Regions from separate parts of the Mus musculus genome. Here region 1 is linked to region 2. Evidence: chromatin loops called from intact Hi-C (ENCODE). Cell type or tissue: left cerebral cortex. All regions are shown on one strand. Each heading gives the region's core, and the rest is flanking DNA. Links, peaks and the distances in the headings are about the cores only. Region 1 has its middle 12 kb from the start of Ssbp2. Region 2 holds the start of Atg10 (autophagy related 10).

Region 1 (8,690 bases), core at 227-8,226, 230 kb after region 2:
TGTCTTCTTCTTGCAACTGTGATATGTACAGGCCAACACTAAGATGTTCGTTACAATTAAAAACCTCATAGGCATTTAACACAGTTGTTCTTGAGCATACACACTCTGAAAATCATGGCATTTAACTTGTTTTGTTGAGATTTTTTTGTAAGTTCTTGAGATGTGATTTTTTTTTAATTACATTATTTTCCATAAACAAGTGATTGTGATAGCTTGTGATTGGTGAACTCGAAGAACAAAATGACCAAAATGTCTGTGGGACGATACCTAGCACACACACCTTCAAGATATTTGGGGGCACATACAGATTTGTGTTTAGTTTAGACATTAAAATGGGCCCTCTTTTTCTCCACTCTCTTTCTTCCAGGTAAACTTTCCAGTATGGAAAAAGAGGAGGAGGAAGGGGAGGAGGAAGAGGAAGAGAAGAAGAAGATGACCATTCAGAATGGTAAGTAATATGCCAGGGAGATAGCTCAGTCAATAAAGTACTGGCCACCCAATCACAAGGACGTGAGTTTGGATCCCAGCACTGAAAAATCCAGGTTTTGTTGGGTGTACTAGGGCGGTTTGAAGAGATCCTTAAGCTCACTGGCCAGCTAGTCTAGCCAAATTGGTAAGATCCAGATTTAGGGAGAGACTTTGTCTTTGAAAATGAAGTGGAGAGCCATAGAAGAAGACACCCAATGTTAACCTCTGACCTGCACACCCGATTACAGACATGCACACAAAAAAACAGTAACTAAGATGTTCTTAAAGTAATCCCTGTTTTATTATTTTCTGCCATAACTTGAAATATATCAATCACTTAAAAATATGTTAATGGAAAAATATGTAAGTCATTACTAACCTACAGTAATGAATTGTGACCACCCTTGATACTGTTGAAATAACTTCTGGACCTTGAATCTGAAGATATGGTTGTAGATTAATAAGCTCTTTCTTTGTAGGACAGACTGCCATTTTCAAAGAGAAATCACTCTCAAGTGTTATCTCAGCTGAAGGGCACACCACAACTCTATTATCATTGCATTACAAATTTATGGAGTCTAAATCAATGAGTTTGAACGACGCAGACAGTTGGAGGGTTGAGGAATCCATGAGGTCAGTATGTAGTAGCAGTTACAGGAATCACATGTCAAGGTCTTCAGTGCCTCCGCCTAGCTCTGTTAGGATGCTGCACTAGACTGAAATTCTAAACTGGAATGGGGCACTCTTTCTTTGTCCTAGTAGTTTTTGAAAGTTATTTCCCATTTCATTATGTTGTACAGTAATTTTGATACGATAACACGATGTTATGAATATAGTTCAGTTATTAGTGATTTCAAAAAAAAATTAAAGAATTGGTAATGGTCTCTCAGTAGAGCCCGTGATTGATGAAGAAGCCACTATTTTTTTCTATAGCTTAGAAATTTTCTGAATCCCATTATAACATTCCTTCTAGCTTCAGAACTGCTTTGCATTTAGTGTTGATTCTGCCTTTTCTATTATATAGAAATGTAAGAGAACAATATCCTCAGACCAATGTTAATTTCTTTGTTTTCCTCTTTTAATGTCCACTAGAATCTTATTAGTAGTAAATTATTTAAAACTTGATTTTGATTTCATTTCTCAACATGATTTTTATGTTTCTACAGTTCTAAAATAGCACTTCTAAGTATAGGAGATAAAGCCATCTGGCTAGAACAATCTAGATTTAGTTCTACCAAGGCCAGGAATACAGCCTGATTCTATCTTTGAGATCCATCAAAGCAGGGGTGTGCGGATGTGGGAGACAGAGACCCCCTTTCAAGGAGCCTGCTAAGGTGCTGGGGAGTAACAGCATGCCAGGGGCTGCCTCAGCTGCCAAGCATCACGGCTGTACAGATCACACTTGGCCCTGCACATCTTACATCTGATAGGTGAGTCTGGGTAAGCAGGCTCTTGTGCCAAGATCAGGACTCTCAGTGGATGCTACAGGCTTTAGAGATACCTGGCAGGTTGGCTTAGTCTCTGTCCGGTCTATACTCCATTTTCCTTCTCTGTCCAGTTCTGCTTCCTTGACCTTCCTGTTCCAAGGAAGATCTCTCAGGGACATCTGCACCCTAAACTCCACACAATGCATTCAGAGAACTTTACTCAAATCAGAGGTAAGTAACATAGGAACTGGAAGCTTTTCCAATCAAGTTCTGAAAGAGCTAAGTCAGAACTTTGAAAGACTAATTGTCTTGTCTTGAATTTATTTTTTTTCCCCAAATAAAAGTCCTTCTTGTTTGGTTCCTGTGTCAATTTTTGATTTGTTTTCATTTTTCTGGTGTTTGTTTCAGGGAAGAGTTGCAGAAAGCTCTTTGCAGTTAAAAGTTTAAAGAGTAAAATGTTGATTTCCTTGTTTTGGATTGTTAATAGGATGGATTCTGTAAGCTACACTTGGTTCTTTCACATAAAATAATTAACAGCTAAATAATGCATATACTCAACCAAACCAAACTCATTGATTGTGAAAAAAATCTACTGGTGATTAATCTTTGAGAACGAGGTTGATTGAATAGGGGCAAATGGGATGACTCTGTGGGTAAAGGTGCTTGCCACTAAGTCAGACAGCCTGGGAGCTCTGTCCCAAAGACCCACAGGATGGACTATAACAAGAGCCCAATCCTGAAAACTCATCTTAAGACTTTTATGTGTGTGTTATGTGGTAAAGCACACAGATGCACATGAGTGCATGAACATGGACACACACACACCAATAAACAATGAATAAAAACATTTAGGTGTAATTAAAGGAAAGAGGTTGGTTGACTAATCTTTGCCATTTACAGCTCCTCTCCTGTAGAGTAGTATTCTTCATTTTCTCATTTCTCACTCCTCTTACCAGGTTGCTCCCTCACCAGTGTGCAAACGGATCTCTGACTACTTTTCCTTTTGTGTTCTCCCTTCTATGGCTTTTTCACGTAGTTTTCAAACTAATTTTTTTTTAACTTTAAACCTAGTCAGGACATTCCTGCTTAAAATCTACTGTTGCCACCTTCACAACTCTTTGGGGATTGAAAAGCCAGTTCCATGGTCCTTGTTGCTAGTTTTTCCTGAAGCTGTTTCTTGACCCTCTGGTTTTATCTCCAGGTCTAGCTCTCAATCACCCCACTTCTGGTGCAATTTTGAATGTACATGGTCTCTCTTGCTTTTGCAGTCACTTCTTCTTTGCTTGAAACTTTCCCCCCACTCATTTAATGTCAGATCAGTATTATTTTTCCTTTAAGGCTCCATTCAAGTAAAAAATTAAAAAAAAAAAGTATTCCTTCATGTCCTAGAGTACACAGTGTCACTAATGTTGCCCACAGTACTTCCATGATTCTACCGAATGTAAACTGTAGTTCTTTATAGACTGAGTTCCACAAAGAAAAAAGCTTATGTGTGTACCTTCCACATTTATTTTAGTGCCCAGTCATGATGGGTACGCAGTACAGATTTGTACCTTTCTCTAAATTTCTTTACAGGAGTGACTATTTCTTTGAATCCTTTCTACTGTTTAGCAAAATACCATATAGCACAATGCTACACAGTACAGGTATTAAATGCATATTTGGTGAGTGTTCTAATTAGCAGGCTAACTTAAAAAAAAAGCTGAATGTTAATTGACCAGAAGTCTGGAGATACGGTTTTATTCTACTCCAGAGCAGTCACCTAAGCCATGAACTACAAGCTAATGTTATTCACAGGAGAGCAACTTTGCCTGGCTGCCTATGCTGTTGTGATATTAGCTATGCAAATAAATATTTTGATTGTTCTTTTGGGAGGAGAGGATTACTTGATGACTGTCTCAGAGTATATGTCAGCTTATTATGAGGAGGAGGACCAGTAGGCTTCGTGCACTGATGTTCCCCCACTGCTGTAGCTGATTCAGAGAGGGAACTATGTCTAGCCAAAGATAAGAAAGAATTTCTTCGCTGGAATCCAGACCAGACATTTTGGCAACTCCCTCTCTGCAAATGTGACTAGATGACATCACAATTCCCACTGTCATCCACAAGCCTGTGAAATTCAAAACGATGTCACTACAGTGAACAACTGCTACCAGGGGAATAAAAGCTGTTGAATTTGGTGTTGTATTCACCATTGGCTGCATTTTTAAAAAGAGCTCACGAGTAGACACAGAATCGACATCTTGGGTGATGCTGACAAATATCATCCTGCTCTTCTGTTTCACTGGGCTGAGATGTCATGAAAACTCAGTTAAGTAAAAGGCACCCCCCCCTCTCTCTCTCTCTCACACACACACACACACACACACACACACACACACACACATACACACACACACACACATTGCATTACAGGTTGCAAGAGATGAGAATGGAATGATTCCAAAGGAGCTTGAGTTCATAGCAGTGCAGCCTGGACAAGTGAACCAATCTGGTTGTGTGTGGTTACAGACCCAATAGGCTATGACCAGATCTACAGAGGAAGGAATAGTTACAGCTATTTTTTCAACAGTCAGAATGTACCAAGCTCTGGGCCAAACCCAGTATAAGTGATTCCCGCATGACTCTCAGAACAACCTTAATACATATTGAGTAAGATTGTCTTGGTTTGCAGTTGGTGAAACTGAGGCACAGAGAGGTTTAGAGACTTGCATAAGAGCACAGAGCTGGGAACTGATGGAGCAAGCGTATCCAAAGCCACGTTGAGGAGGTTCAGCAAATGGAGCTACAGTTGAATTCCAGACACATTAGCAAAGAGCATTCCCCAAAGCAAAGGACAAATTGAAGTAGGAATTGTGGGGCTTGGAGACCGGACTTGTCTTCTCCATGGTGTGTGCATCCAGCTGTAGGGACACCGTGACGTCTGGGATCACATAGGTAATTTGCAAGTTCATGCACTAGGAGAGGAGGTAGAAATGCATCCATAAGTATAATCTGCCAGGGCCAGGGGTTATAGGCACCGGGAGGCTGGCCTGAATAAACTCTGAGGGAAGAGTTCACGGGCCTATAAGCAGTATGGAGAAGAGAGCCATGATGAAACGTATTACTAAAAAAAAATCTGCTGACATGTGCCGTTTGTTTCCTTATTGTCAGCAGCACCGAGTCCCTTGGAACTCCAAGCCAGGTAAATCTGTGACTGAAAAATAGAGGGAATGTTTTTCTCTTGTATGTCCTGCTCACCCAAATTCTGCTAAATCAGTTTGGATACTGGAGCAATAAAGTGGACTCAGAAACTTTACCATCTAAGCAGGCGCTGAGATTTTTTTGTCCATTCTTTTTTCTTCCTAAGAATGTAAAAAGCTCTGTTCTATGAGAGTGGGTAGAGGGCTGGCATGAATAGTGGGAACATGAAAAGGGGCTAGGATGTTTAGAATCATTCAGCTAATACTTATTGTTATTGTGTACTAGATGCTGTCCTAGATCTCCCGTGTGTGACTATAAAGAGAAGAAGAAAGATCAAGGGATGACTGAAGATGTGGGATTAAGCATATTTTAGGGTGTTGTATTAGACATCTTTCAGGGGCTCTCAGAGAATATATCTCTGGAATTAACATTCCAGAAGTCTTGAATAATGAGAACAAGCAGAGGGAAAAACATTCCAGGCAAAGGAAACAGTTAGGGCAAAGGCCCTGGGGCTGGAACCTGGGAGGAGGAAGAAGGAACCGAGCCTTTGCAGTTAGCCACACTGGGACTCTGAAAAGCACATCTGAAGTCATCCCTGCTCACATACGATGCCAGGAAACCTCTCCAACCCTTAACTCTCTGGTACTCCTTCTCCTTATTACTGGCATTGTTCTTGCTAAGTAACTTAAAATTTCCACCTTACAAATTAATTTTAAAAATTGCTTGGCGTATAAGCTGCCAGATAACAAAAATGCAATAACAGAGGTCATCGATAATAAGTAAAAGATATAGATGACAGGTTTCAAATCACCTTGGCCACGGCAGTGGTGAGGTTTGGAAATGAAAGGCTGAAAATCATGTACTATTTATTATTTTAATAAATCTGTCTTGATGTCAATGTAATCGAATGTTGCCACAAAATAATGGACTCTGCCGTTACCTAAATGTTGAGGCCAAGCTCTGATGTTTATTTCCAAGACAGGAGACATTGATCCCCTCACTAATAGAGTATTACAAGTTTATTATGCTAAGTAACCAAAGTTGATTTCATTGTTTGATTTGATGGATGTCAGTGCTGTCAGAGTTCAGAATGGTCTGGGTCCAGAAGGACACTAGGATGAATATTTTTTTCTCTCTCTCCTTAATTAGGCATCCTTGGAATTCACTCTAGGACAAAATCAATAAGAGGAAAACTTTGGGATACTTAGTCTCCAGGATCTTTCTGTGGGCTTCCCGGGGACTGGGATTATTTGGCCCAAGACTGTTCTCCCTTGAGACCAAAATGAGTCTGAGGCCAGACAGTGTGTGAGTTGGATGGGGCCCCACTGAGCTGGAGAGACAACAGGAAATGTGATGAGAGGAAAAAAGACAACTATAACAATAGAAGGAGGAAGTGAAGCCATAAAGCAAGAGAAGGAGGAAAAGTAACTGTGAGTTACACAAAGGCCAAGAGGAAAGGAAAACCAGACAGAAGCACATAGCTAAACAACACAAGTTCTACAGGGAAGATTGCAGCCTGCTGACAGAGCTCCAGGATACCTGGTCTTTGATTTTATATTTACCAGTCCCCAGAGGAAGGTCATGTATGGTCGGATGACTAAATGGACAGAGAAACACCCAGCTTCCTCTCTTCCTAAGGGGAATGTGAACTGAAGACTGCCATATTAAGGCTTTATGTATCATGGGCCATACAGACACGCAGATGTAAATATTATCTGAAAGAGGAACAAACAAGATAATGAGTGCAAAGACAAAGGAGAGTCTACTGTTTCATTTAGTAAAGGAAGAAATGTATCTCTTTTAAATAGGGAAAAAGAAACAGTTGTCATTTCTCCTCATTCTCTGTCTCTGTCTCTCTGTCTCTCTGTCTCTGTCTCTCTCTGTCTCTGTCTCTCTGTCTCTCTCTGTCTCTGTCTCTCTCTCTGTCTCTGTCTCTGTCTCTCTCTCTGTCTTGTTTTTTTGGAGACAGAGTTTCTCTGTATAGCCCTGGTTATCCTGGAACTCACTCTGTAGACCAGTCTAGCCTTGAACTCAGAAATCTGCCTGCCTATGCCTCCCAAGTGCTGAGATTAAAGGCATGGGCCACCCCTGCCTGGCATTTCTCCTCTTAGTATCTTATAGCGAGCCATAGCGTATCCTTCAAAGTAGTAAAAATGAGAAGTAATGAGGAGCCTGCCTAAGGACGAGGCTCAAAGGTAGCAGACTGACTCAGGATTATTGCCCAATCAGAGGACTTAACTTCAGGAGCTCAATACACCCCAGCCCACCATATTGAAGCAATAGCTTATGCATTCTGCTCTTATGTGCTTAATCTAACCTGAATTCAGAGATGCTTGCCCTTCCAGAAGCTTATGATACACAATGGACTAAATGTTACAGACAAGGGTGGTTGTCATGGTCTGTGTGACAGATTCCTGACAGATCATGATAAGGCAACCTGGGAACAAATCACAATCTTGTCATTTACTAGTGTGTGAAAGACTATTACAGAAACAATGCCTGCATTCAGGTGGACGCAGCTCACTCAGTAGAGTACCTTCCTAGCATGCATGAAGCTCTGCTATTTGAACTTAGTTATGCATAAATGTGGCAAGAGTGATGTGCATCCCTGTAATCAATACCTTTTGGTATTGCCATCTACTTCTGGATTATTACTTCAAGGTCATCCTTGGCTACATACTGAGTCTGGGGCCAGTCTAAGCTATGTGAGACACTGTCTCAAATTAAAAAAAAAAAAAACACGAACAAACAAACAGTTGCTAGGAGAATTAAGTAGAAAGGTACCTGGCATACTTTTTGAAATGTTTGAGTTAGCGCATGAACCTGTAGTATGGGATACAAGAATGGAATTTCTTACATGGCTGAACCATAGGGTGCTTTTAGAAGTCTAACCACTTTGGCTTACAAAAATAGAGGTTTCCAGTGTAGCATATTCCCACTAAAGCTCCTTATTTCTTTCACATTTTGTCCATTTTCCAACAGTTAGAAGGAAAAAAGAAAGAAGAGGAAAAATAACTGAGGAAAACAGACAGGCGCAGGAAAGGGTGAAGGGGTGAAGGCTATGTTCAGTGTTGTCTGGGTCTTTATACTGACTGGAAGCTGAGCTGAGATCAGTCAAAGTCCCCAACCTTCTCACATCCTGCGGTAAAGGAAGCTCTCTAGCATGTACCAGGGTTTCTGAGGTAACACCGTGGTATGTATTTCCTTGTGCTAGAAGTGATAAACACTTCCTTGAAGAAAAAGCCCAACTGTACAACAGAGCTGACATGTCCTAAGAGGATCCAAGGCTGTGGCCAAAACCATCCTGAGCACTGTTGATCCAGTTTAAAAGAATGCAGGATACAAAGGGAATCAAAAGAGGGAGTTGAAATCTGGAGGTGACGCTTCCAGAAGAATGGTTGGGAAAGAGCTCAGGCCTGGGCTTGAGACCACACTCCTCTCTAGACCAGGTACCTTCCTCACCACAAGGAACTTTACCTATCTTGCTTCTGGAAACAGGACCAGACTGGCAAACCAGGAGAAATAGATAGAGCGCTGTTGTATCCTCTAATTTCTCGGCACTTCAGGATCAAAGATTATTCCAGAAGCCAGAATCCTTGTCAAAAACTACCC
Region 2 (8,690 bases), core at 562-8,561:
TAAAAACCAGAAACTTCATTCTTCTTTTTGCAAACCCTGTCCAGACATTAAGCAGCCCTATTTCCACAAACATTTTGTTTATTTTTGCAGCATGTATCCTAAAAATACTAATTCTGTGGGTCCTCATGGGGAAAAAATAAAAACCAAAATTAACCTAAGACTCCAAAACAGAAAGTTTTTAAAACATGAATTTAATTCTTCAAGAGCCGGGCGGTGGTGGCGCACGTCTTTAATTCCAGCACTTGGGAGGCAGAGGCAGGCGGATTTCTGAGTTCAAGGCCAGCCTGGTCTACAAAGTGAGTTCCAGGACAGCCAGGGCTACACAGAGAAACCCTGTCTCGAAAAACCAAAAAGAAAAAAAAAAAAATTCAAGAACTAAAATCTGAAATTTGAACATGACCCACCAGGTGGAAACAAAGTCATTCCAAAAATCAGGCAGAGCACTTACAAAGACAGTATAAAAAGTACAAGGTACATACAAATACATACATGCATACATACATGCATGCATGCATGCATATGTAAATGGGACCAAGGGAAAGAGTATAGATTAAGCAGAACCTACTGGCTCGTGTTTAGGGACTGCTGTGTAAGGTAAATGAAATAAGCAGAATCATACTGGGTCATCAAAAAGGACGGTCATAGTCTGCTATTGCCATTTACTGCTAAAGGACGAGGCCTAACAAAGCATCCTACAGTGTAGAACTCTCTGTAACATTACCAACAGAGGAGCTGAAGAGGCAGCTCAGCAGTTAATAGTACTTGCTGCTCTTGCAGAGGACCAGAGATCAGGTCCCCATGTTCACATAGGTCAGCTCACAGGTCTAACTACAGCCTCAGGGAACTCCACCCTATTCTAACCTCCATGGACACACATCCACACATGGCAGCAACTCACAAAAAAACATGTATACACAAAATATATATTTTCTTAAATGTAATACTAATTGAGAGCTGGGGGTGTGTTCAGGAATAAAAGGGCCTGGGGTCAATTCCTATAACACCCCACCCCAAAAAAAACCACACACATACACAAACATAGCAGTAATAGAAGCTGAAAGATATGGCAAAACTGACCTGAGTCGGGAGAATGAAGAATTAAAGACTAACCTCAGCTAAAAAATGAGTAGCAGTTCTGCACAAACAGTGTGCTACATGACACTGTCTCAAAATCACCACCACCACCATCATCACCATCACGATGCAGTAGAGCCTCCTATACATAGTGTTAGTCAGTTACAGGTCAACAAGATGAGGAGAATGACAGCGTCTGAGTTCTCTCTGATACCTATAGCCATAACCAGCCATAACCAGCCATAACCGGCCCTCCATGCACTCCATGCTCATGTCTAAGTGCTAAAAGATAAGCCAAGGTACACTGATCCTTTCAGAAGCCGAGTAGCTAAGTGATTCAAGAATTGGGCAGTTTCAGAATGCAAGCAGTCGGGGGCTCTACCATAGAGGAACAAGGCAAAGGCTTGTCCAGACAGGAACACAAAACAAGGTAAGGAGGCATCTGAAAACTTTAAGGGAAGCGGCAGGCTTATTTGGATGATTCCAGTGGAAACTCGTCAGCTACAGGTCGGCTGCTAGGGAGAGCTTAAGTTTTATTTTCCTTGAACTTGACAGTTTTCACTGAGTTGAGTTTTTGTTTGCTGATGTGAGAGCTCACAGTAATGACCTCTCAGGCAACAATTCCCAATTATTTTTAACACAGTAAGCTGTGTTTGTGCAGAGTATGTGGCATGTTTCCATCTTTCCTTTGACCATCATGAAGCTCAGAACTCCATCTGTGACTGCCTCTGTGACTGTATGGAAGTAGAAAAAAGTTCTGGTGGAGGAGTCTGGGGAGCACGTTCAGAAATGGCACCTCACAAGGGGAAACAAAAGAAGGAAGAACAGGTCATCAGCCTTGGACCTCAGGTGGCTGAAGGAGGGAATGTATTTGTTGCCTGCCACATCTTTGCATCCTTCGATGACACCCTGGACCATGTCACGGATCTTTGTGGCAAGCAAACCATCTGCGGAGTGACTGGCAGAATGAAGGTGATGGCTGACCGAGATGAGTCCTCTCCGTATGCAGCCATGTTGGCTGCCCAGGATGTGGCCCAGAGGTGCAAGGAGCTGGGCATCACTGTCCTGCACATCAAACTCTGGGCCACAGGAGGAAACAGGACCAAGACCCCTGGACCAGTCAGCCCTCAGAGCTCTTGCTCGTTCTGAGATGAAGATTTGGTGGATTGAGGATATCACCCCCATCCCCTTGACAGCACTCGAAGGAAGGGGGAGGGGGTCATTGTGGTGGCCGTCTGTGAACAAGACTTCTCAAATTATTTTCTGTTAATAGATTGCTTTGTGTAAGCTTAAAAAAAAAGTAGAAAAAAAATGTGCAGCCCCATACAGGATGTATTTCTGTGTCACTCGTCCTAATATCTTTTTACTCAAGCTTCATATCTTCATGACCAGGATTTATCTTTGTTTTTATATCATTTATGGGTTATAAGTCAGCTCAAATACTTTTGGGACAGACAGGACATGAATTTAAAATTATAAGCAGCACAGATAAAATGGCTAATATAAAAGAAACCTGATAACAAGATAGGAAGAAAAAATAGTGAGCCCTCAATATCATCCTGAGAGATTTGAGACTTTTAAAAGAAAAGGTATAAATAAGAATAAATCATGGCTTTGCTTTCCACAGTGGGTAATCAACTTTATATGAAGACTTCCAAGCTGAAAGAACACAAATAAAATACAATAAAATCAATGATAAACTATACAATCACTGTTTGAAGAATTAATATGGGTTATTGATGTAATAATTAAAAATAGCATTATTTAGCCTTTCCTATGTAAAAAACCATGGTAACTAAAATCCACATAGCATCTTTTAGAGTGTTACTATAATTTTCTCTATAGATGAGAAAGCTGAGATACAGGAAAAGCAGCTGGCTATAGCAGTTAAAGGCAGTAACAGCCAAGAACAGCCAAGACCCACAGCCTATGCTCTGGAGGAAGTAAGATTCCAACTAGTCCAGGAACTATGACTGAAAAGAGCTTTATAGCACTGAAAAAGATGTAGACAGAGCAATCAGGAACCTGGAAATAGGTTGAAACGACTCAGAGTGGATTGAGGACTACAATAAACTCTGGGGAACAGGAAGTAAGCAGGTTACAAGGAGCCTTCACACTCAAGAGAGTCCACTTAAAACAGTAAGCAGTAGCAAACCGTGGTGGGTTCCAGAGCACCAAGAGGCAGATGAAAGCTCTTCTTGGAAAGATAGTGCTCGGTGATATGAAGTCACCCTAACTTCAAGGGCAAGCTTGAAGTAGCCATGCCCCCTTGGCACTACAGACCAGTGACCCAGTGTAGTAAAAGGTCAAGAAGAGCACAATATCCTCTTATCCTACTTTCCAATTGTTTTTATAGCCTGTTGTCAACGTACCATCACCAGGTAATCTCTATAGCTCTTTCTTTTGGATGTTGATTATACTTGTGATTCAAACATAACCTCCGAGGTCCAAAGCACATCTTAAGGCCTCAAGATAATATTTAAATCATCCTCACTCTGAAACTCTCTACTTATGTAAGCTTTACTGTTTTTCCTAAAGGGATGCTTATGTTTCTAAGAAATTTATTGAACGTTAAAAAGTGCTATCAAGATATAATTTGTTCTGGGCATGGTAGTAGATGTTTATGCTCTAGAGGCAACATGATGGTGAGTTCTAGACTAGACTGGACTCAGTAAGACCCTGTCTAAAATATAAAACTGTGGGGGTAGTGTGGTACAGTTGGCAGCATGGTTGCCTAGCCTGCACAAAGGCCTGAGTTCAATTCCCAGCATCACATAAACTGGGCATTGTGTTTAATACACACAGAACTTGGGAAGTGGAGACAGGATCAGCTTAAGGTCAGCCCTAGCTGTCCAGGAAGCTCAAGGCTAGCCTAATCTAGAAAATCTAGACAGGGAAAGATATAATTTTTAAAGCACTGTCTTAGATATCCCCACTTTGTATAGTAAGATCTACACCCTAATCTTGAAATATTCCATATTCAAATGAATCCAGCTTAGAACTATTTACTCTAGTTTCTTCCATTAAAATATAAATAACAACTTTCTGGGTTTTTTTTTTTTTTTTTTTTGCTCATTGAGACAGGATCTAGCCATGCATAGTGCAGGCTAGCCTCAAAATGGAGGTAGCTCTGCCTCTAGCTATGCCAGGCTGGGGTGTGTATAGCCCATTGCCCCACACTTGGGTGAGAGGGATAGGCCATCAAGCTCAGGCATGACGTCTTTAAAACTGCTCTGTGAGACTTTTAACTCCCTTGTTGCTCTGAATTTTTTTTTTTCTGCTAAGTTTTTCATTCTGTGTCATTTTTTCCTGTCAATATCGGACACTTTGGAAGCAATGAGGAGCAATGGTACCTGGAATCCTAAAATAGACTTGAGTCCTGCACAGGGTCTGTGTTCTCCAACCCTAACCATCATAAATGTTCACTTTCATCACCACAGTGGGGGCCACTGTCACATTATAATGACCCAAAGTAAGCCTTTGGAAAAGAACTATTGCACTTAGAAAGAGGAAGCCAATTGTCAAAGAGAACTTAAAACATGAACACAAGCACTGGAGGGAAGCTGATGGCCCCTGTAACCTGAGATGGGGGTCTATAAACTCAGCTTCTCTGAGGAGAGGCTGAGGCAAGAGGCTCAAGATAGGTAAAACAGGCATGAGAGTGCCCACTAGGAATCCCAACACTTGTGTGACAGAGGCAGGGTTGTTTAGAGTTCCAGGCCAGCGTGGGCTACATAGTACAAATCTCTCTCAAAAACAAACCCAAGACTGTTCTGGTTGGTTTGTTTTGTTTTGTTTTGTTTTTTCCTTACAGTTGGAAACAATTTACATCTTGCCGAAAACATGTAACTGCAGAAAATGGGGCTCCATTTTGATTCTGAAACCCTGGGCTTTACTACCAAGATTTTCATAATTATCACTATAGATGCAAGTATGGCTTCTATAAATCAGTTAACTAGTCCTTTATCTCCGCCCCCCTCCCCCACCTTCCCGGTTTTATAGATTATGGGGGGAGGAGGTTGTGTTGGCTGCAAATCTGAAAAGCCTGCCAGTCACTTAACTTCCTTTGTTTCAAGGTCACGTGAGCACATTCCTAGCACAAGGTGGAAAGGTCGCCTGGGCGGCCCGCGCCCACCTCCCAGGCCTGTTACTGGCTGGCCGATCCTCCACCCTTCTCAGGTCCCAGGAGGCGGGCGAGGGCTGCAGGCAGCGGCGGAGGTACCGCCGTGGTTAGGTCGCCGAGGTTAGGTGTACTCACCCCGCTCGCTCGCCCTGACCTGGAGCCGGCGGCGCGCACGGGGCGGAGCGGGGAGGGACGGGGCGGGGCCGGGACCGCAGGAGCGACACGGCAGCGGAGGAGCTCTGCCCGCGCTGCGGTGAGCATGCGCAGTGGGGCTGCACGGTGACGTCCGGGCGAGACCTTCCTGCAACCCGGGCGCCAGCAGCCTTCACTTTCCCGGAGCCTAACCCGCTTGGTGCTCTCGGCCAGGCAGGGGCAACCCCGAGCCAGGGTATCTGCACTCCCTTCCCCACACGCAGTCATTCTAGACGCCTGGCTATAAACAGGGGACTCGTGACAAGTAGAGTGCGAGCCAGGATGAGGGCCGCGAGCATCCCCAAGAGCCTAGAGAGCAGTACCAGCTAAATGAGGTGGTCACTGCCACCCATTTAAGGCTGGGGCGAGAAGTTAGGAATTCGAATGCTAGTAACTGTATCATTTGCAGCACAAAAATCAGAAAATACCAATCAGTAAAATGAAACCAAGAGGCAATGGTAGGGCCAAGGAAAATACCAGAAGATGTAGGAGTCTTAGGGGTTATGGGGACCGATAGAATATCTCAGGAAAAGCATGTCTGGTCCTTTAAACAGTACAGTATTTCTTAGAAAAGAAACAGGCAAAATGAAACTGCTGTCTTCAAATGTGAAAAGGGAAATTTTGGTCTTGAGCAAGTAGTGTAAGATTACCATGTTAAGTAGCTAATAAATTCCTGGGACTCTAGGTAATGGTTTTGCAATTTCCTGTAAGTCCATATTGTTTCGAAATAAAAGGTTAACAGTGTGTGTGTGTATGTGTTCTGAGTTTGTTTTATAATTGGACAGAACATAGATCTGTAGTGACCACTGGCAAAAGATGGGGAAGGGGCTAACTTTAAAAGGGGCTTAGAAGTTAGAAGGATGGTAGAAGGATGGTAGTTTCTGATTGTTGGTTTTATTGATGATTAAACCACTATTTTGTTTGTCAAAACAAAAACCAAAAAAAGTGACATTTTGCCACACACAAAATAGTTTTAAAACAGTTTTGTAAAAATGAACTTTAACTTTTTTGAGCAACTATTAATTAATTGGTAGCACCTAATTTAATTTATTTTTTAATTAGAAGGAATCTGTAGCCTAGGCTAGCCTGGAACTGTAAATACTTCTACATCTAAGTGTTAGGATTAAAGCTTGGAACATCTTAACCTGCTTCTATTTGACGTGTTAGTTTGTTTTGAAGGATAAGAAGTTATTTGTAGGGTATGGCAGCTCATGCTTATAACCCCAGCACTCAGTGAAGTAATAGGGGGTGGTGGCAAGAGGAATTCAAGGCCAATCTGGGCTATAGAGGAAATTCTAGAGCAGCCAAGTCTGCTTTATTATTTTCTAAAAATAAAGTAAAAATTACCAAAAAAAAAAAAAACCTGCCCATGTAAAAATAAGAATCATTAATTTACCATACTATTGTACTCAAAATTTTAGAATACGTACCACAAATTATACCACATTAGCTTAAGCCCGGCATTCTATACCAGAGCCAGTTTCAAATGACATGATTCACCTATGGTAGACAAAAAAATAGGATGTAAGTCACGTCACCTCAGTGCATTTCCCTGTACCACGGTTCTAGTCGGTGTTTGCACACAGCATGGTAAAGTTCCTGAGGGCGTGGTTTCTAGCATCCTTAGATTCATATAAGACTCCAAATGAGTAGTCATTGAATAAAACAATGAAGCAATCACAAAATAAGAGGAGGAAAGCTCAAATGAACTAGCGACTACGACTGCTTACCCGTCATATTTGAATATTCTGCCTCAGCCCCCAAAATACTGATAGTATTTTACCTAACAGGTAAAACACTTGACTGGCCTGTCTGAGGCCCTGAGTTCCACCCACAGAAACAGAGGAGTGTGGACAAGGAGGAAGAGGAGAGAGAAAGAAAATGGAAAGAGTGTGATCTTGAAGCTGCATATGCTCAGTGCACAGCCAAATGCATAACAGAATAAAGCAAGCAAGCCTAGAGAGGAGAGACGGCTGATTTCCAGTTTGCCAGGGCAGTCGAGAGGAGACATGAAAACACACTGTATAGGAAGCATGCTCCGGTAGCGAGCCTGTACATTGATGCTCGATTGTGTGGCTGCATGATGCTATATGTCTAACAAAACCCATAGCCGGGCAGTGGTGGCGCACGCCTTTAATCCCAGCACTTGGGAGGCAGAGGCAGGCTAATTTCTGAGTTCGAGACCAGCCTGGTCTACAGAGTGAGTTCCAGGGCAGCCAGGGCTACACAGAGAAACCCTGTCTCAAAATAATAATAATAATAATAATAATAATAATAATAATAATAATAATAATAAATAAGTAAAAATTTAAAAAAACAAAACTGAACACCACTGAAAACAAATCCACAGGTCAATTATGGACCATGTGAATATTGATATACAAAAATTGGTACATCGTTTGGGTGAAATTCTTTCTATATGTGGAATGAGAAAATTCTGTGCTAACTGTTCAATTCACTGTAAGCCACTTTTTTTCTACAAAGAAATTAAGTCTTTAACTAAGAAAATGATCCTGCAAACCAGGTGTGGCAGCTGCTACCTGCTCATCATAGCATTCAGACAGCAACCCATGCTGCTGCGAGTGGGAATCCAGTCTAGTCTACACAGCGAGGACCATGTTCTTTGTTGTAACCTACAGAATTAGCCACAGGACTGACATTTGTGGGTTTGAACTTCTTACTGTTGTCCTTACTTCTTGTGTCCGGCCGGCAGATCACAGCCTGGGTTCTAGCCTGGAAAGGCATTTTGGAAACCTGGAAGAGAAGAGGGGCTAGGCGATGAGAAAAAGAAATGCAGCTAAGACAGGCATTCTGATCAAAGCTCAATTTTACTGTTCTGCACGCAGTTATGAAGCAGGGGAAGGGGGCCGATTCCCGCCAATTAATCTTGGAGTCCAGTAGCAGGGTGACCACGTGTATGGCTCCAAACAGCAAAGCGGCAGGTTCCAGCAGTGGGCGTGGCAGAACGATTGAGTGGGAAGCTCCACCCCTGAGCAAGCAGGTTTCAGGCTGGGGGAGGGGAGACTACAGTTACTGTCTTCTGTTATTGGATATATTTTTGGGCCCAGGCTGACTTGGAATTCACTAAATAGCCAGCTTACCATGGACAAACACATGTGAGCAATCCTCCTGCCTCAGTCCCCAAAACATTTGGCTCGAGGATCTCATTTTTGAGGGTCTAGTTTGTACTAGGAAAATCATCTTGTATACCAAACCCTATTTGAACAACTTAAATAATGATCAGACTATCTAGTAAATGCTGCCTATGTTCTATTTCAAGGGACATTTTTCTCTTTCAAGC

The links. A loop is a pair of places that touch in the nucleus more often than their neighbours do. Peaks named below come from ENCODE experiments on the same cell type or tissue, not always from the same donor. Only the 100,000 strongest peaks of a DNase experiment are listed, where the experiment ranks them.
Region 1: it touches region 2 in a loop (2.2-fold over the local background); 17 of 42 quality-filtered maps call a loop at or near these places.

What each region holds. Positions count from the first base shown.
Region 1 is chr13:91,445,188-91,453,877 of GRCm38, forward strand. No RefSeq gene overlaps it. Among named protein-coding and RNA genes, the nearest start is that of Ssbp2, 12 kb to the right of the region's middle. In left cerebral cortex, for the core only: no CTCF peak of the experiment used is centred there; DNase peaks (open chromatin) are centred at 1,816, 3,955 and 6,391; H3K27ac peaks cover 442 bases.
Region 2 is chr13:91,218,607-91,227,296 of GRCm38, forward strand. Atg10 (autophagy related 10) reads right to left here and starts at 5,381. Exons shown (of 8, transcript NM_025770.3): 1 at 5,333-5,381. It also overlaps the pseudogene Gm17450. In left cerebral cortex, for the core only: no CTCF peak of the experiment used is centred there; a DNase peak (open chromatin) is centred at 5,455; H3K4me3 peaks cover 1,393 bases; H3K27ac peaks cover 1,531 bases.